Linked DNA regions of Homo sapiens: region 2 is linked to region 1. The links are chromatin loops, found by intact Hi-C in ENCODE. Cell type or tissue: A673. All regions are shown on one strand. Links, peaks and the distances in the headings refer to the core of each region. The heading gives the core; the rest is flanking DNA. Region 1 overlaps DCDC2 (doublecortin domain containing 2). Region 2 has its middle 21 kb from the start of MRS2.

Region 1 (10,434 bases), core at 809-8,808:
TTAACAATCCTCTCACTCCTGCACCTTTCTGCAGAACCAGCCAGTGTCTATTGGATGAGAAATGGTGACTTCCCCTACAGTGATCAATTAATCTACAAATACCTTCGTAACAAGTTGTCGCTATGGGTGTATAGATGTCATCCTACAAGCAGCCATACACTCTGCTTGTAGAAATTCTCCAATATTAACGAGTCTGTTGGTGACCACCATGGTCTCTAAGAATCGCAAATCCAGAGCCACACACAGACTCAAGAGGCTCACGACCACATGTCCCCACTTGTTCCTGAGGGAGCTGCGCAGCTGCTTGCCCCTACTCCCACAAGGCAGCCTGGGTGATCACACCTTCCATGGTTATCTCTGGTCCCCATGTGTCTCTCACAATGAAGACCCTGTGGCTGCCAAAAGTGGGCTCCTCCACACAAAAGGGAGGTTGAGTTTCGGTGGCTTTTATCACTGGCCCAGTACAGCTCCTGGGGAGCCACATAGCAGCCACTACATTGGGGGCTACTGCAAGGAACAGCTGTGCTGATACTGAGCCACTGCTACAGCAAGAAACTCCCTCTTGCCAGGCATGGTAGCTCCAGCCTGTAGTCCCAGCTACCTAGGAGGCAGAGGTGGGAGGATCATTTGAGGTCAGGAGTTTGAGGCCAGCCTAAGCATAGTCCCAGCTACCTAGGGGGCAAAGGTGGGAGGATCACTGGAGGTCAGGAGTTTGAGGCCAGACTAAGCAACATAGCAGGACCCTCCATCTCTAAAATTAACAATTAAAAAAATCAGCCTGGCGTGCTGGTACATGCCTGTAGCCCCAGCTACTCAAGAGGCTGACACAGGAGGATCACTTGAACCCATGAGTTTGAGATTGCAGTGTGCTGTGATCACACCACTGTACTCCAGCCTGGGCAACAAAGTGAGACCCCATCTCTAACAAAAAGAAAAAAGAGAAAAAGAACAAGAAACTCCCTTACTAAGGCAGCCTTGGCTCTCAGATGCTCAGGTGCTAAACTTACCTGAGAGTATGTGGTGAGAGGCTGCAGGTAGTGGAAAGAATGCAAGTTTTAGAAACCCCAGATACATGGCTGAGAGCTACTGCTCTGCCACTGAACACAGGGACCATGCCTTAACTAACTCTTAATTTCTCTAAGCCTCAGTTTCCTCATCATTTGAGTGGAGTTAATGTACTTGCCTTTAGGTCTAGCATGAGGATGCAATGATAAGGCTTATGGAGTGACTAGTACAGTGCGTGATGTATGGTGTTTGTTTAATAAGTATTAGAATGCTGTCTTCAAGAGCAGAGAGTTAATATTTTTCTTAAAAATCATATCAAACTCACACCGTATTGAGTGTAATCTTTATGCAACATCTGTACTATGCTTGTGTCTGAAAGTAAATGTAGTAATATTAAATAAACAAATCTGCCTAGAAAACTATTATAACTGTTCATTTTAAGCATTTATATATTCAGTCATCCAGAAGCATTTAAATGGATTTAGCCATCATCCAATTAGGAATGGAAAAATTCACAGCCTTACAAATGAAGTTATTTATGCTATTTTGTCATAGCCTACAAGTAAATGAATTATGCATAGGTTTATTAACAGTATGAAAACTTGTCCAAATCTATAACACTTTTTGTGTAATTTAATTTCCTATTCCAACTGCAATTTAAACATACAGTTTCCATTTAATTATTATGGTCACTGCAACCAGGGGTTTTTTTTTTTTTTCTTTTCTTTGAGGATTCTTTCTTGAGAAACTTAAGCTCTGCCATAAACTGTCTGGCAGAAGAAATATACGATTATAGCAGAAGTTCCAAAAGCATCAGCCAAGTCTCATAGTCCCTTTTATTCTCAATGGAGTCTTTCATCCCAAGATTTTAAAATTTTATTTATTTTTTTTTAGATGGAATCTCACTCTGTCATCCAGGCTGGAGTAAAGTGGTGCAATCTCGGCTCACTGCAACCTCCGCCACCTAGGTTCAAGAGATTCTCCTACCTCAGCCTCCCAAGTAGCTGGGATTATAGGTGCACACCACCACACCCAGGTAAATTTTTTTGAATTTTTAGTAGAGACAGGGTTTCACCATGTTGACCAGGCTGATCTTGAACTCCTGACCTCAGGTGATCCACCCACCTCAGCCTCCCAAAGTGCTGGGATTTACATGTGTGAGCCACTGCACATGGTCGATTTTAAAAATTTAAAAGCTTTAGATGAGAAGATCAACCTTTCACACGCCGTTAGCAAGCTTACTAGAATGTTCTGAGATGCTGTTGAACTTGCAAGGACTGGAATGGAACCCAATGAATGGGAAACCCTGTAGCTCAGCAGGATCATTTTCTGCAGTTCTCTGGGGAAAGCATTACTCACAAAGGGGCACGACAAGGGAGACGCAGAAGCCCCACTCTGGAGTGCGTGTCTTTCTAAGTCACCACTCTTGTTTATGAATAGACAGGAAAGTTCCGATTTATCAAATTTCTGATAAAGACACTCGAAAAAGGGTAATTTTGGAGTATCAAGAAAGACTAATTGATTCAAATCACTACATAATGCATAGATTTTGCAGTTGACACTCATGCATTCAATTATTGAGTAATAACTACTTTCCAGGAACTTTGTGAGTAAAAAGTAAACTAAACTAAGACAGGAAAGAATTGTTTTGTAATTAGAAAATTTAAAATAATTGAAATGCTTTTTTTTTTTTTAAAGATAGGCTCTTGCTATGTTCCCCAGGCTGGCCTCAAATTCCTGGACTCAAGCAATCCTCCTACCTCAGCCTCCTCAATAGCTGGGATTACAAGCATGTGTCACTGCACCCAGCTAAATGCTTTTAAGAAAAAAAAAAAAAAAAAAAAAAGGAGGGTGAAGGGGGAGAAGAGAAAAAAGTTGATTCATCTAAAGTGTTCATGTGAAAATACATAATACACTATATATATAAATTATATACACATATAATTCATATATTTGTTTTACACAATTACATAAATTATACATAGTTAGAGAGGGGAAAGGACAAAGGGAGAGAGGGAGCTTTTTCTTTCTGTAAGGCTTCCACATGTGACTTGTAACTCAAATACATAGATAGTCATTGCTATTGGCAGAGCATAAGAGATAGGGGAGTTTTGCTATCTCATACAGCTATCCCAGAAATAAAACGATATCACTGGGTGTCCCTTACATGCTACATATACATTAACACAAATACTTAACAAATTTATAGATAAGTATTATTATCACCATTTTATAGATAAATAAATTAACTTTCTAAGGGTCTGATTTTTCTACTACACTGAAACTTTCTAATGTCCAAAGCACTAAAAACTCCTATTACATAGTATGGTTCCCTAAAACAGCCATCCCAGAAGTAACAAATTATGGCTTTTTCTCAAAGTGGAAGAAATCAAGAAGCAGCCTAATTTGACAGGGTGTCCTATGCAAAAACTAGACCCCTTGAGATACTCCAACCACTGTCCTGCCCTTTGTCTCACATGCATATCAGTATATCCAAAAGGAATACCAAATCTCTGGCTCAAACAAACAAAAAGCCTAAAACAGCCTCCAATCATCCCTCACTCTACCAAGATTGGGATATTTTTTGTTTTGTTTTTTTTTGAGACTCTCACCCTACTGCCCAGGCTAGAGTGCAGTGGTGCTATCTTGGCTCACTGCAACCTCCGCCTCCCAGGTTCAAGTGATTCTCTTGCCTCAGCCTCCTGATTAGCTGGGATTACAGGCACCCGCCACCACACCTGGCTAATTTTTGTATTTTTAGTAGAGAAGGGGTTTCACCATGTTGGCCAGGCTGCTCTCAAACTCCTGACCTCAAATGATCCTCCCCACTTGGCATCCCAAAGTGCTGGGATTACAGGCGTGAGCCACCACACCTGGCCAAGATTGGGATACTTCTTAAACAGTTCCCTAGGCTCTTTCCAACTAGATCCAACCAACTCAGGTTTTTTTCATTAGCATAAAAACTCATTTCCAGTCCCCATGAAAATGTGCCAAAAACATATAGACCAAAAAACATCAAATTTAAAATAATTTCGTGAGAGGTTTGCCTCAGTGAGCAGCCTTCACGATGTATTTCATGGGTGCACCCAGAGACATTATAAGCTGGGGGTGGGGGGTAGGGACTAGACGGGGACTGCACCTGACATTTCTCTCATCTGCATATCTGGTGATGACAAGAGTAAGAAGCCCTTTTACCTATACCAGCCTCAGTTTCCCCCATGGCAAAATGGAGTTTTGGAGTATAAGGAATTCATCTTAATATGTGTATAACTTGCTTCACAGTGACATTGTGATACTTGAATAATAACGAAATTTTTTTGTCAAAACCGTAGAAATCATAATATTTGATCCTGTAAACTACTGACCATAAGATGTATAAGCCAAATGGTAATAAGGACAACAAAAGATCATTTAGTCGTTGGCTTTCACTTTCAAATACTTTCCTAATTTTTTCGTCTTTTCCGATAGAGGGTGCTATGATTCTACATGGTGTCACCTTGTCACTAGAAAACAGCCTTCTGCAGATGGGTTTATTCTTCAAGCTCAGCGAATTTAAGATAATTTATTTACATCTTCCTTTTGTTTTTAAGGCTAGAATCACAACTTAAAATTTTTCTCAACATGCTAATTTCTGTGACTCCCGCAGCACTGAGGCTATAAAAGGAATGACTTCTGGTCTGTCTTGCTTTGCACAAGGCATTCCCCAGGCTCCCTGACCAACTCAGTTACGCACCAGCAGGGGTCCCTGTGTACACTATGGCAGCTGCTTTCTCTCTTTCTCTCTCAAGCTCTACCAGTCCCTCATCCACACTCCCTTCTATATGCAAAAGAGCAATTCCTAGAAAGCCATGTAGGGAAAAATAAATTTCTAAAACTCTAGTTCTGTGTCCCCTTTGATTTGCATCATGAATTTAGGGTGCTTTCCCCATGGATTTTGCAGTGGTTCCTACAGCCAGAAGCTAAGCTCTCCCCACACAGTCCCCTTCACTCACACCCCTCCTCGCAGTGCCAGGCAGCTAATGATCTATAAAATGCATGCATTCTCCTGGGAACCAATTCATTAAAGGAAAGGAGTAAATTAATCCTGTTAAAAATCGAGCTTGTGACTTTGGATTTACTGGCATAGGAAGTTCTGTGTGGCTCAATGCCAAACATTCACACACTGCCTAAGCCGAGTTTGTGAGAACCTACCAGGCACTGGGCACTGTGCCAGGGGTTATTCTCCTCTACTCAAACGTGACCTCCTGAAAGAGGCCTTTCCAACCACCCAGCTGAAATAGCACCCTCTCTCACTTCCTCTTCCCATGTCTTCATGTATTTTTATTCATGTTTATCCCTGGTGTATATCACACGTATTGTGCATTTGTTTCTGGAATGTAACCTCCGTGCATTTAGTACTTCAGAATCTCTGGGCCCTGAAGCACCAGAACAGTCCCAGGACATCATATGAACTCAATAAATAGTTGTTGGATCAGCGAATCAGTCAATGACAATATACTCAAAGAAGAGTTATAATAGATGTCCGCCCCCACTGCGGCCACCTAGCGGACTCACCTATATCACATACCTGTACGTGTCCCACTGCCTCCTGCTTCTATTCTTGCCCCAAACCATTTCTCTAGAGATACCACAGCCAGAATGAGCACTTAAAAATGTAAAGCAGGCCAGGCGTGGTGGCTCACGCCTCTCATCCCAACACTTTGAGAGGCCGAGGCAGGTGGATCATGAGGTCAGGAGTTCAAGACCAGCCTTGCCAAGATGGTGAAACCCCGTCTCTACTAAAAAAAAAAATACAAAAATTAGCCAGGCATGGTGGCGGGCGCCTGTAATCCCAGCTACTCGGGAGGCTGAGGCAGGGAATTGCTTGAACCCGTGGGGCAGAGGTTGCAGTGAGCCGAGATCATGCCACTGCACTCCAGCCTGGGCAACAGAGTGAGACTCTGTCTCAAAAAAAAAAAAAAAAAAATTTTTTTTGAAGCAAATTATATCACTCCCTCCCTATAACCCTCAAATGGCACCCCATCAAGAAATAAAATCCAAACTCTTTGCATGCCTATATGATTGAGCCCTGCCTGCCTCTCCGATTTCATTCACGGCCTTCTTTCTGCCCTCCTCACATGCCAGGCTCTTTAGCAAGGGCCTGTGTGACTTTGTTTCCTCTGCCTTGGATGCTCTTCTTCCCCGGCCTCATCCCTGGCACAATTGGCTGTGTTAGATATCATTAAGGTCTCAGTTTCAGACAATTTTATATAAATCAATGCCCTGCTACATTTTATTTTCCCCATAGCATTTATCACCATTTGAAACTATTTGTACATTTGTTTACTAGTTGATCGTCTGTCTACTCCCATTCATCCCATCCATACCCTCCCCCCCACACACACATACATGCACACACACACACTAGAATGAAAGCACCATAAATCTAAGTCCTCATCTATCTACCACTATACGCTCAGTGCCTACAGTTCCTGGCACTTAGTAGGAGCTCAGTGAGTATGTTTGGAATGGATGACGGATGGAGTGGATGAATACAGGGTGCTACGGGAACACTGTGGAAAGAGGGACAAACTCTGCTATCATTTTATTTTTCTAAGTCATAGCATGGAACTACGTTTGACAACTTTGCTTTCTATGGGATGCAAATATACCTTATAACTGAGTCTTTGCTTAACGTCACTTCCTCCATGAGGCCTCCCCTGACACACCTATCTAAATGTGTTTTTCTTTTATTGTCTTTCATATTACTGTGCACTTTTCTTTCATTTTTATACTTCATAAGTATCCATTGATTAATGGAATCGCTTGTTTCACTTTTGTCTACTCAAGTAGACCACGAGTATCAGAGAGAGCATCAGATCTTTGCGCTCATTGCTGTATCCCTGGGGCTTACTACTGTGCCATACACCTGGAAAATTCAATCATCAGATGAATTGATGTGATGACATTGATGTATCACAGTATTCACAGCACAGTCTAAAAAACTTACAAATGAGCAAGAAATAAAAATTGCATGTGTGTACCTACACATGCATTTTAAAGCAGGAAATGCTCTACACATTTTTAATTAAAATTTTAGTTTTTCAAATTTCAGAATACTAAACATATCATTCCAAAGTTCAGTCACTGTGAATACAAAGAGTTGGGTCATGACTTTGGTCCTGACATCGACTTTCCCTGTGACTTGGGATCAATTTATTGATCAATTTATTCAATTACAATCGGTCTCTGTAATCATTCCTCTAGCTGCACTGTGAGAATTAATAAGCTAATATCTATACAGTACACAGAAGGGATTCTGCTACAAAGTCCTAAAGAAAAACAAAAAAAGCAAAATACAATTTCCAATCCCTAAATTCATGAGTTTTATTTAGCTTTATAGTTGCTCTGATATTGTTTTCACCTCCTGAAATATTCTTCTCACTCCTCTTTGACCCCGCACCTGTGAAGTTAGGTTGCCTCAAGCCTGGGCCCTCTGTAATTCTCACCGCACCATCTTCCTCTAGGAGCCCCTCATCCATTCTCTCACTTGGCAGCACCAGTGAGACCTGCTCTGTTCAAGCTGTGCTGGGTGATGAAGTACCACAGTGATGCTACGTCTGCTGTTCAACTAGGACCATTACATGGTTGTTCAAATCTACAACTCAGGCCAGGTGCGGTGGCTCACACATGTAATCCTAACACTTTGCGAGGCCAAGGCAGGCCGATCGCTGGAGCCCAGGACTTTGAGAACAGCCTGGGCAACAAGGTGAAACTCTGTCTCCACAAAAAACACAAAAATTAGCCAGGCATGGTGGCACATGCCTGGAGTCCCAGCTACTCAGGAGACTGAGGTGAGAGGATCGCTTGAGCCTGGGAGGTCAAGGCTACAGTAAACCATGATCATGCCACTGTACACCACCCTGGGTGACAGAGTGAGACCCTGTCTCAAAAAAAAAAAAAAAACCACCTGCAACTGCAGCTTCAGTCCTGATGTCCTTGGCAGGCCTCAGCTCTGCCATTTACAACTGCTTGCAGCACACTTTCAACTAAGTTTCCTGATGATACTTCCAACTCAACATGTTTGAAATTACGTAGGTCATTCTTTGCCCTGGCTGCCTTCTTCTTGGCCATAGAACTACCATTTTCTCAAATTCCAAGCTTAAAAACCTCAGTTATCTTTGGCCCCAATTTCTCCATTAACCCCTTGTATCCAATCATCACACAAATCCTTTGTTCCTTGGTTTCTTCCAGAATAATCATCACTTCCTGCTGCCTCTACCACCTCCCCAGTCTAGGCTCCTTTCCCCTCATACCAAGATAGTTGCAACTGCCTTACAACCATCGACTTATCTATGGCTTCTCACCACGTGAAGTCTTCCTCCATGTAAAAGATCTGATGCTCCCAAAATGGACTCAGATTAATATTCTCACCTCTCAGAAGCCCTTGTGGGCTGCCCTCTATTCAAGGACAAACACTAGACTCTTCATTCTGCTATTCAAGGTCATGTAATAACTGTCACCACCTACCATGTCAGGCACATCAGCCCCCACACCAAAAAGGACCATCTGTTCCAGTCAGCCTAAGGGACTCATTGTCCCGGGGCTCGGGAGCAGGAGCTCTGAGCTGGCTGTGTGGATGCAATTCCTCCCCTCCTCCCCTGCCATTTGCTCAGTAGGAGCCTTTGTTTGTATTGTATTGTATTTTATGTTATTTTGTTTCATTTTTTTGAGACAGGGTCTCACTCTGTTGCCCAGGCTGAAGTGCAGTGGGGCAATCTCTGCTCACTGCAACCTCTGCCTTCAATGGGAGCCTTTGAACCTGTCACTTCTACTCTGTGTACTTCCTTTTTTCATTCCTTTTTAAATGTAGATGACAAAGATGCCTGCCTTGTGGGGTGAGGTTAAATAAATCACTACTGTAAAGAGCTTGGCATAGTGTTGAGCCCACAAGGGCCCGGTAAATGTCAGCCAGCGTGACTGCTTCTTCGCATGCCCACGTCTGCCCCAACCATCTCACCCTCCCTTGGATCTGAAGGTCCTCTCCCCTCATCTACCTTTTTCTGAATTTTAAACAGTTTCAAAGGCAGAGCTCAAATTCAACTTCCTCTGTGGACTGCTGCCATTGTACATTCAGTCCTTCCCTCCCTCTCATGGTCACCAATCTCTAGATATTTGATGTTTAGCATTAGCTTGTTTGTTGCCTTTTTAAGCTATCTTCTTTATTTCAAGTAGATTGTAAGTTGCTTGAGGGCAAGAGCTCTATTGATTTTTATTTTATTTTTGTCATAATAGTATAAGAGTCTCAGCTAATGAGTTCTTAATATCTGTTATGCTGAGTTCGGCACTACTTATGTACACAAAATTATTTGTCTTTCTTTCAAGAATTTCACATGATATAACCAAAAAAAAGGAGGGATCTAAATCATTAGGAGACAATATCATTGCCTAGAAATCATTTACTTTACAAAATACCAAAATAAGAATGTTGCTTAATTAATTCAGGGTGTGGGTGGAAGATGTCAAATCAGTTCTGATCACAACTTGTCGGGCAATTCAACCAAAAGGGAAGAAAGAGAAGCCTCAGCCAGGAAGAACTGCCAAGGCAACGCTCTGGCATGACATGGAGCTCACCCCATCAGGGAGCGCAGACTGAAAACACAAGAAGGTTAGGAAATTACCTACTAAATGCTGTCGTTACTCCCACAGAGTAGGTATTTAATAAATGTTTGCTGAATTAACAAACCATGAATAAATGATAAATGGAAAAGATTCAGATGGCAAACTAAATACCTAGAACAATTCTCAATCTTTTCAAGGAATATTAATGAGGATTATACCCCTTTTCTCAGCGAAACTTCCCTTTTAGTCTTCGTTAAAGATAGAAACCAAGACTGGATGATCATTGATGTGACCTACTACAATGGTTCTTACAGTTTAAAGTATTATTGCCAAGATTTTAAGTGCAATATAAATTATGTCAGGTGTATATACAAGGAAAAAATTTTAAAATACATATTCTAAAAAATGTTAGCTCTGTTTAGGACCATAAGTGTAACATTAAAGTTCTAGTGCTGTTTCACATAATTGGTTATACACCACGAAGCGGCTAAGTTTTATCTCTTGGAACTTAATTGAAGCCCAAAGGACAGTCTCTTTGTATCATATAAAAATATAGAACATCAACGAGGAAAGCATCTGATACTTACACTCCCTTTAGACTTTCTGGATCCTACAATAGGAGGTAGTGAAGAAGCTTTCTGACTGTGGAAACAAATTGCAATTTAGAAATCTGAATGTTGTTTACAAATAATGTACAATGCAAGATAATTATCATCCCCACCTGGAAGTCAACTGTTTACTGCTGTGTTTCACAAAAGGTAGATAACATACACTTTAACACATACTTTCCCAATTTCACAAAGATCATAACATTTCCAAATTCCATCC
Region 2 (10,434 bases), core at 1,413-9,412, 98 kb after region 1:
ACAAACAGCTCTTCTTTTGTACTGTATGTAAAATGTAACATGGAAGAGGGAGGGGGAGGTGAGAGTCATTCTGGTGCAGGGAGCAGAGTCGTCTTGGCAGGGCTCCCTGGGCCCCTGAGGACTCTAGCATAACCAAGGCAATGGTGCTGGCAAGAGACAGCGTCATCCCATAGCGGTAACAGTGCCCAGGGGCCAGCACTTGGCTGCACGAGCAGTAGAGGCAGAAGCAGGAAATAGCACCAAAGGGTGCTAGAGTGGAGAATGAGGAACATGGAGAAGCAGTACAGACTTAAGAGCTCCTTCCCTGGGACATCCTAGAAATAACTGGGGAAATTTGGACGGAGAAGTCTATGGGATGCACATGTACTTTTCATATGGAAGCAAGAACCTGGCAAGCTATGCTTATTAATTTTTGCCCATTTTACCTCCAGTATGAAAATATAGGGGTTTGAGACATGAAAGTGAGGAAGACAGGTATATGCAAAAAAAAAAAAAAAAAAAAATCCTAATAATGCTAGAAAAAAAAAGAAACAATTTTAAATATCAATGTTGTTTTTTTAATAAAAAAAAAAAAAGAAAGAAACTCCGCATTAGAGAGTTTTACCCAGAAATGCTGAGATGCAACCACATACCTACTTTACAATTTCCTTCACAAACACGCCACCTTGGAGATCCCATTCTGAGGGATCTGAATAATGAGATTCTTCAACCAAAAGCCACTTGTAAACTACAAAAATCCTCGGAGAGATTCACCAATGCCCCAGGCCTTCTGGAGGCATTTAACTAGCCATCTGGAGGATTCTCCTGTCTCTAGACAATTATTTCACAGCAAGGAAGAAAAAATTGCCTGAGGTCTTCAACCACAGCCAAATTCACTGGAGTCAATAAATGTGTCAGATGGACTACGTAGCTGCCACAGTCCGCTGGGAACAAAACTTTACTCTTGAAAGGACTGCACTTTTCCTATGCCAGATAGCATGTAGATGTGAACAAAAATATATATTCCAGAGCCAGAGTTCTTTTTTCAGGACTTTTTTCAGTTTCACCTCTGAAACTGACTTGCTCAATATTTATTGGTAATATTAGACTTTTACTATGAGAGAGAAATTAAGAAAAAAAGCTGACTAGAGATTCATTATATTTCAAAACAAATACACATTCCAACCCATTCATCAAACTATTTAAGCCTTTTAACTAAGTAAACATTTGTATCTATTTCATAAAGATGGTCTCAAAATTGATTTTAAATTGCTTCACCGAAAATGTCATTATACTTCAAAAAAGACTGGTTGTGTTGTTTTATTTTTACGTGATACTCAAAACCTGATTTTGAATCTTGGTTTCATCACTTAAGCTGTATCACCAATAGAAAAGTTACTTAATTTTTGTAAGCCTTAGTGTCCTTATCCATAAAACTGGCATATAGGATTAAAAGAATGTATAGAGCATAGGCCGGGCACAATGACTTACACCTGTAATCCCAGCACTTTGGGAGGCCGAGGGGGGTGGATCACCTGAGGTCAGGAGTTCGAGACCAGCCTGGCCAGTATGGTGAAACCCCGTTTCTCCTAAAAATACAAAAAATCAGCCAGGCATGGTGGCAGGTGCCTGTAATCCCAGCTACTCAGGAGGCTGAGGCAGGAGAATTGCTTGAACCCGGGAGGCGGAGGTTGCAGTGAGCCGAGATCATGCCACAGCACTCTGGCCTGGGTAAAAAGAGCAAAATTCCATCTCAGAAAAAAGGTGTACTGCTTAGAGAAGTGCCCAGCACATTGTATGCACCAAAAAGTGTTATCTCTTATTTTTTAAGGTAAATCTTTCTTCTTTCTTGTCCAAATAGTATGGTAAATTCTAAATATTATGTAAACAGAAATTGACCAGACCCAGTAAAAATACAGCAGAGCAGGAAGAAAAAGGACCCTGCCTGGAGTTTAGTCAGTGCCTCACTACCTGAAATAGGCACTGTGGGTGCTCTGTCCAGATCCACTGGCTTCCATTCGGCACTTGTGTGTGTTTCCCCTCCCGCTTCTGTGTGCCATGCCCGTGACTCTTCTTTGCATACTGTCTTCAGACTACTGGAGCAGCATCATCCAAACTGGCAGAGAGCAGAGAGTGTCTGATGATTTCTCTCCCTCCCCACCACTCTCCCTACCACCACCCCACTCCTACCTCTGTCCCTTCTGCTGGGACCGACTATTGTGAGAGTATGAAAGCCCAGCACCCTTGCTTTAGGTCAGACTAATTTGGAGGCATGATATATACTTCAGAGCTCCCATGTGGAATAAAGTTGAAGCTGCACTCGGTGGGATGTTGCCTTACCTGATGTCCTACCAATTACTCAGGAAACACTTGCAGAATAAATCACTGTGTACAAATCCTTGCCTCAAGATCTGCTTCTGGGAAACTCAACCCAAGACCCACAAGTGAAATTACTCAAAGAAAAGTTTCAATATTACATCTACTTTCAGCTGTCCTGCAGGCATATAAATTCAGCCTAGCAGCTTCTAATTCCTCCCACTGAGGCAGAAATCATTTTAAAAACCAACCTTGCTACAGGGCACAGTGGTGCATTCCTGTAGTCTCAGCTACCTGAAGCTGAGGTGGGAGGATTGCTTGAGCCCAGGAGTTCAAGGCTGCAGTGAGCTATGAGTGTGCCACTGCACTCCAGCCTGGGCAACAAAGGAGACCCTGTCTCATTTGGAAAAAAAAAAAAAAAAAAAAAGGCCAATCTAGCCATATGCAGAAAGCTGAAACTGGATCCCTTCCTTACACCATACACAAAAATTAACTCAAGATGGATTAAAGACTTAAAGGTAAGATCTAAAACCATAAAAACCCTAGAAGAAAACCTAGGCAATACCATTCAGGACATAGGCATGGGCAAAGACTTCATGACTAAAAAACCAAAAGCAATGGCAACAAAAGCCAAAATAGAAATCTAATTCAACTAAAAAGCTTCTGCACAGCAAAAGAAGCTATCATCAGAGTGAACAGGCAACCTACAGAATGCGAGAAAATTTTTGCAATCTATCCATCTGACAAAGGGCTAATATCCAGAATCTACAGAAAACTTAAACAAATTTACAAGAAAAAAAACAAACAACCCCATCAAAAAGTGGGCAAAGGATATGAACAGACACTTCTCAAAAAAAGACATTTATACAGCCAACAGACATATGAAAAAATGCTGATCATCACTGGTCATCAGAGAAATGCAAATCAAAACCACAGTGAGATACCATCTCATGCCAGTTAGAATGGCAATCATTAAAAAGTCAGGAACAACAGATGCTGGAGAGGATGTGGAGAAATAGGAATGCTTTTACACTGTTGGTGGAAGTGTAAATTAGTTCAACCATTGTGGAAGACAGCGTGGTGATTCCTCAAAGATCTAGAACTAGAAATACCATTTGACCCAGCGATCCCATTACTGGGTATATACCCAAAGGATTATAAATCATGTTACTATAAAGACACATGTACACGAATGTTTATTGGGCCACTATTCACAATAGCAAAGACTTGGAACCAACCCAAATGTCCATCAGTGATAGACTGGATAAAGGAAATGTGGCACATATACACCATGGAATACTATGCAGCCATAAAAAATGATGAGTTCATGTCCTTTGCAGAGACATGGATAAAGCTGGAAACCATCATTCTCAGCAAAATATAACAAGGACAAAAAACCAAACACCGCATGTTCTCACTCATAAGTAGGAGTTGAACAACGAGAACACATGGACACAGGGAAGGGACCATCACACACTGGGGCCTGTTGGGGGGTGGGGGGCTGGGGGAGGGATAGCATTAGGAGAAATACCTAATGTAAATGATGGGTTGATGGGTGCAGCAAACCAACATGGCACATGTATACCTATGTAACAAACCTGCACATTGTGCACGTGTATCCTAGAACTTAAAGTATAATAATAATAATAAAAGTCAACCAAGGTTAGGATGTCAACATATGAATGTTGTGGGGAGACACAAATTAGCCTATAATATCCATTATTTGTAATGCCAGAAGTACCATTTCTAACCAATCACCACCCCCCTTTATTTTGCATATTGTTTGTTCTAAAAAGTGCCTGGTTTACATATATTAGTTATGCCCATTTACTTCCTTTCTTTGAAAGTGGATAGACCCACAGGTCTTAAAGTGGACTGAAGATGAAGAAAGCAAGTGGCGAATGAAGAAATGTCTAAACATCAAAGTATCAAGGAAGGAGATTTTACGAGAGAGTTCCGTTGCATGAGCTACCAGAGAAGGATGTGGCAGGAGTTGGCACTACAATGATCATCAACTCATTCACCCTTTGATGTGTTTCAGTGTATCTATTGGCAATATACATAATTTTTATCATAGATTTGTTCTTATACATGCTAGTTTCTGGAAGCTGAAGAATAAAGTAATACACTATAGTTACAGAAAATCAGAACCCCCGGGAGAATTGATCAATTATGAGGAGTGAGGACCAAACCAAAGAGATGGGCTTTGGCTTATTTTTGCCTCAGCTTTATTAAGGTATAATTGACAAATAAAAATTGTAGTCCGAGTGCAGTAGCTCATACCTGTAATCCCAGAACTGTGGGAGGCCCAGGGCTTGAGCCCAGGAATTCAAGACCAGCTTGGACAACACAGTGGGAACCCATCTCTACAAAAATTAAAAAACTAACCAGGTGTGGTGGTGTGGGCCTATAGTCCCAAGCTACTTGGGAGGCTGAGGTGGGAGGATCACTTGAGTCCAAGGTTGAGGCTTTAGCGAGCCATGATCACACCACTGCACTGCAGCCTGGGTGACAGAGTGAAGTCTTGTCTCAAGAAAAAAAAAAAAAAGAATTAGAAAAACACGTTAAAAAATTGTATGCATTTAAGGTATACAACATGATGATATGATATACATATACATTATGAAATAAGCACAATCAAGTTAATTAGCACATCTCTCATTTCACATAATTAGCATTTGTATGTGTGGTGAGAACACTTAATGTCTATTGTCTTAGCAAATTTCAAGTAGTATATCAGATAATATTATTAACCATAGTCACCACAATGTACCTTAGATCCCCAGAACTCACTCATCTGTTAACTGAAAAAGCCAGACACAGTGAGATCAATACTGTAAGATCTCCCTCATATGTAGAATCTTTAAAAAGAGAGAGGAGAGATAGAGAGACAGAGACAGAGACAGAGATTGGTTTTTTAAATGATTTCTGCCTCAGCGGCAGGCTTAAGATGCTGCTAAGCTGGCCTGGCTGCAGAACAGCAGAAGTAGACGCACTATTAAAACTTTTCTTTGAGTAATTCTAATTGCGGCACAATTTACTCTCTTACCAGGAGTTTGTTGTGATTCTTTACACAGATTCTTAGAGTCTTTACACAGAAAATATATTTAAAAGCGGGGTGCCATGGCTCATGCCTGTAATTCCAGCAGTTTGGGAGGCTGAGGCAGGAGCAACACTTCAGCTCAGGAGTTAGAGAGCAGCCTGGGCAACACAATAAGATCTCATCACTATTGGAAAAGAAAGGAAGGAAAGAAAGGAAGGAAGGAAGGAAGGAAGGAAGGAAGGAAGGAAGGAAGGAAGGAAGGAAGGAGAAATAAAAGAAAGAAAGAGATAAAGAAAAAAGAAAGAAAGAAGGAGAAAGAAAAGAGAGAAAGAGAAAGAAAGAAAGAAAGAAGAAGAAGGAAAGAAAGAAGGAAGGAAGGAAGGAAGGAAGGAAGGAAGGAAGGAAGGAAGGAAGGAAGGCAGGCAAGCTATTTAAATAAAGCAATTTCTCCTCCATGGTGATTTCACAGTCCAGCCATGGGGAGAAAAAACTTTCATAAAACTGGGCAAGCTAAGCTCAAAATCCTTTCAATACTCCAGGCAATTTTTCATGTCCTTCACTTACAATTAAATTATTTTTGTCACTCTCAATGGGAGCAAGACCCTCTAAGATTAGGAGTTAATAAAATTGTTGCTCATTTTCTTCTGCTTGACTCTACAGACTCCGGCAAATACCTCAGGAATGATATCAGGTGCTAGTTACTGCATCAAACTAAGTTTTGTTTTTCTGTTTCTCAGCTCTCAATTATTTATATGCATAATCACTAAGTAAACAGGTATAAAAATTTCATGTACATTAGTCAGAAGCAATGTTTAAAAAAATCAATAAAGCCAAAATATATTAGGCAGTCAATGCCTTTTTTCCCCCTAAAGAATTGAAGTCTATGATTTGGCTTGCTGCCCATACAAATTATTATCAGATTTCATTAAAGCAAAAATTTAAGTAGTGTACATCTGAGTTTGCTGGTTTTTTGTTGTTACTTTTGCTAAACTGTGCTAATCCTTCTGTAATTTAAGGTTTGAGCAATAGAACAATGAAATGAAACTGGATTCACCCTGTTTCAAATTTTCCAGGGGCTTCTTTCGTATTTTCACACTACTGACAGGCTAAATTTCTCCTCTGACCTTAATTCTACACAACCTCAGAACAAAGTATTCTTTTCTTTTTTTCTCTTCAAAAGACTCTCACTATCCTTTAATACCAACAATTGTGTTTAGATGGCCAAGTGTCTGACTCCATCTCATCAAAAGGCTGCTGCTGGTATAGTCCAGTTTGGACTATCAGTTTTTTAGTCAGTAACTTTCATGGATTTTTTTTTAGTTCATGGACAGTTACTGAGGTCAAACAGTACTATCTCTTACTACTCAGAGGTTTTTGTTTTATTATAGGGTAAAATGTCTTAAGTCACCGTGAATTATAATAGCAGACTCATGAAAGAAAACTACCCCCTAGGCTGGGCATGGTGGCTCATGCTTGTAATCCCAGCACTTTGGGAGGCCGAGGCAGTGGGATCACCTGAGGTCGGGAGTTGGAGACCAGCCTGACCAACATGGAGAAACCCCGTCTCTACTGAAAATACAAAATTACCTGGGCGTGGTGGCGCATGCCTGTAATTCCAGCTACTCAGGAGGCTAAGGCAGGAGAATTGCTTGAACCTGGAAGGCAGAGGTTGCGGTGAGCCAAGATGGCACCATTGCACTCCAGCCTGGGCAACAAGAGCGAAACTCTGTCTCAAAAAAAAAAAAAAAAAAGTAAGAAAACTACCCCCTGCTGCGAACAACTAAGAGAGAAGTTAACCATTACAAAGTAACAATTGTGCAGGAAATTATGTCACTGATACAGAAGTTACTGGTTAACTGGAGTCCAGTTTCTGGAATTAATGGAAAGGGCTACTTTAATGAACTATGATGTTCTGATGTCAAAGGTTGAAAATTTTAATTAAAAAATTTTGTATCAGTTGATAAGACTGTGAGCAGCAGAGGAGATAATATTATTAAGGATAGACATCCTAATATTTTCTACTCACATATATTGGGTTCCAGCTTACTCAAAAACTACAGAAGATTCAGTAATTGCCCAATATAGCATTTTTCAACCCCTCAGTTTGGGAATCTTTTTGATCATTTCCCAGTGACATTTTCAGATAATACAATGAAACCATACTGCATGTAGATTTTAAAAGCACATTTTGAAGCATCTTTATGAATAAAAAAGTTTTAAGAACATTTAACTTAAAAATGCAGTAAAATGTTACTCAGCACACCCTGAACCCTACCTAAATGTAATTTTTCAACCATGATCAACTCCATTTTAATCTGAGGGAGACAAATGGCAAAACGAATATCAGGAATTTACTTAAACCAGAGGAGGAGAAGAGAAAGGAAGAAACAGGCCGGGCGCAGTGGCTCACGCCTGTAATCCCAGCACTTTGGGAGGCCGAGGTGGGTGGATCACGAGGTCAGGAGATCGAGACCATCCTGGCTAGCACGGTGAAACCCCTTCTCTACTAAAAATACAAAAAATTAGCCGGGAGCGGTGGCGGGCGCCTGTAGTCCCAGCTACTCGGGAGGCTGAGGCGGGAGAATGCCGTGAACCCGGGAGGCGGAGCTTGCAGTGAGCGGAGATCGCGCCACTGCACTCCAGCCTGGGTGACAGAGCGAGACTCCGTCTCAAAAAAAAAAAAAAAAAAAAGAAACAAATCACCACACTTCATTTTTTCCCAGATGCACTTTTTTTTAATTGTTATTATACTTTAAGTTCTGGGGTACACGTGCAGAACATGCAGTTTTATTACATAGGTATGTGCGTCCCATGGTGGTTTGCTGCACCCATCAACCCATCACTTACATTAGGTATTTCTCCTAATGCCATCCCTCCTCTACACTCCCACCCCGACAGGCCCCAGTGTGTGATGTTTCCCTCCCTGTGTCCATGTGTTCTCACTGTTCGACTCCCACTTATAAGTGAAAACACGTGGTGTTTGGTTTTCTGTTCCTGTGTTAGTTTGCTGAGAATGATGGTTTTCAGCTTCATCCATGTCCCTGCAAAGGACATGAACTCATCCTTTTTTATGGCTGCATAGTATTCCATGGTGTATATGTGCCACATTTTCTTTATCCAGTCTATCAATGATGGACATTTGGGTTGGTTCCAAGTCTTTGCTATTGTGAATAGTGCCACAGTAAACATATGTGTGCATGTGTCTTTATAGTAGAATGATTTATAATCCTGTGGATATATATCCAGTAATGAGATTGCTGGGTCAAATGGTATTTCTAGTTCTAGATCCTTGAGAAAACACCACACCATCCTCCACAATGGTTGAACTAATTTACACTCCCACCAACAGTGTAAAAACATTTCTGTTTCTCCACATCCTCTCTAGCACCAAGATGCACATTTTTTTCCACATCTTTAAATCTCTGAAATAAGGATGTGCCTTACAGTCAATGAACTCTTACAAGTAATTGTCCTGGCCAGGTGGTGGTCACGGCATAGGTGATTGCATGAGCAAATCAGAACTTCATCATACTGTTCACATTGTCATCACTTTAGATGAGATGTGTGCATGGTTATTATCTCAGATGTTAAGTTTAACTGACTTTTACAATGATTTTTGATGTTGTTGTTGTTTTGTTTTGTTTTGTTTTTAGCGGTAGCAAAGTTTATTGTGAAGAGCGAAAGGACAAAGCTTCCCCACGGCACAGAAGGGGACCCGAGCAGGTTACCTGATATTTTTTAAGATTACAACACGATTTAGAATTGAAATAAAGTTTTAGAAATGCCTTAACTAAAATTTTGCTTGCATTTCTCTGTTAACGTAAGAGAATGTTATATTATAAAAATATATGTCCAAAAAAGAGAAATAAGAAAAAAATCTATGTATAAGTAAGTCTAAAAGAATACTTGGCCAGGTGCAGTGGTTCATGCCTATAAATCCAGCACTTTGGGGAGGTTGACGTGAGAAGCTTACTTGAGGTCAAGAGTTTGTGGCCAGCCTGAGTAACACATTGAGACCCCTATCTCTACAAAACATTTAAAAATTAGCCAAGCGTGATGCTGTGTACCTGCAGCCCTAGATACTTGAAAGGCTGAGGTGAAAGGATCAATTGAGCCCAGGAGTTCAAAGTTACAGTGAACTATGATTGCACAACTGCACTCCAGCCAGGTTGACAAAGTAAAACCCTGTCTCTTGAAAAAAAAAGAATACTTTCAGTAAGTATAAAATTTTTGAAAATCTATGTCATAAGAAGGCACTGTGTCATCATTTAATCAGAAAATTTTTTCTTTGTTAAGGGTACATTAAAAAATGGCACATCTTGTAATCACAGTTACCTTAGACTATAGGGAGTCATCCCAGGCTGTAGATCGCAAATCTCTCCTACAGAATTACATGTACAACTGGATGCTGCCACCACTTGGCCTTTCCTAAAAAGTCTATGCTCAGCCGGGCTTAGTGCTCATGCTTGTAATCCCAGCCCTTTGAGAGGTCGAGGCGGGCAGATCATTTGAGGGCAGGAGTTCGAGACCAGCCTGGCTAACATGGTGAAACTCCATCTCTACTAAAATAAAAAATTTGCTGGGCAGGGTGGTGCGTGCCTATTATCCCAGCTACTTGGGAGGCTGAGGCAGGAGAATTGCTTAAACCTGGGAGGTGGAGGTTGCAGTGAGCAGAGGTCGCAGTGAGCTGAGATCGTGCCACTGCACTCCAGCCTGGGCAACAGAGCGAGACTCCATCTCAAAAAAAAAGAGTCCAGTTGCCATCAACATTTCTTCACCTTCGAAATCACGAAGTTTCCCAGTAGAGGAAGAAACAAAGCTGGTAGCTGTCTTCTTAGGATCTAGCCATCTTCCTTTACAGATGCTCTTCAATTTACAATGGGGTTTTGTCCTGATAAACTTACTGTAAATGCAAAATATTCTAAGTGAAAATGCACTTAATACACCTAACCTAGCAAACATCACAGCTTAGCCTAGCTTGAACACATTCAGAAGATTTACATTAGTCTACAGTTGGGCAAAATCATCTCACACAAAGCTTATTTATAATAAAGTGTCGAATACCTCATGTAATTTATTGAATACTGTACTGAAAG

What was found. A loop is a pair of places that touch in the nucleus more often than their neighbours do. Peaks named below come from ENCODE experiments on the same cell type or tissue, not always from the same donor. Only the 100,000 strongest peaks of a DNase experiment are listed, where the experiment ranks them.
Region 2: it touches region 1 in a loop (11-fold over the local background); 70 of 110 quality-filtered maps call a loop at or near these places.

The regions. Positions count from the first base shown.
Region 1 is chr6:24,278,659-24,289,092 of GRCh38, forward strand. It overlaps DCDC2 (doublecortin domain containing 2), which reads right to left. Exons shown (of 10, transcript NM_016356.5): 6 at 10,194-10,248. Among named protein-coding and RNA genes, the nearest start is that of KAAG1, 73 kb to the right of the region's middle. In A673, for the core only: a CTCF peak has its summit at 4,725 (motif pointing right); DNase peaks (open chromatin) are centred at 1,623, 4,753 and 5,113; H3K4me3 peaks cover 552 bases; H3K27ac peaks cover 4,217 bases.
Region 2 is chr6:24,376,256-24,386,689 of GRCh38, forward strand. It overlaps a transcript of DCDC2 not described here. Among named protein-coding and RNA genes, the nearest start is that of MRS2, 21 kb to the right of the region's middle. In A673, for the core only: no CTCF peak of the experiment used is centred there; DNase peaks (open chromatin) are centred at 5,416, 5,846 and 7,146; H3K27ac peaks cover 5,504 bases.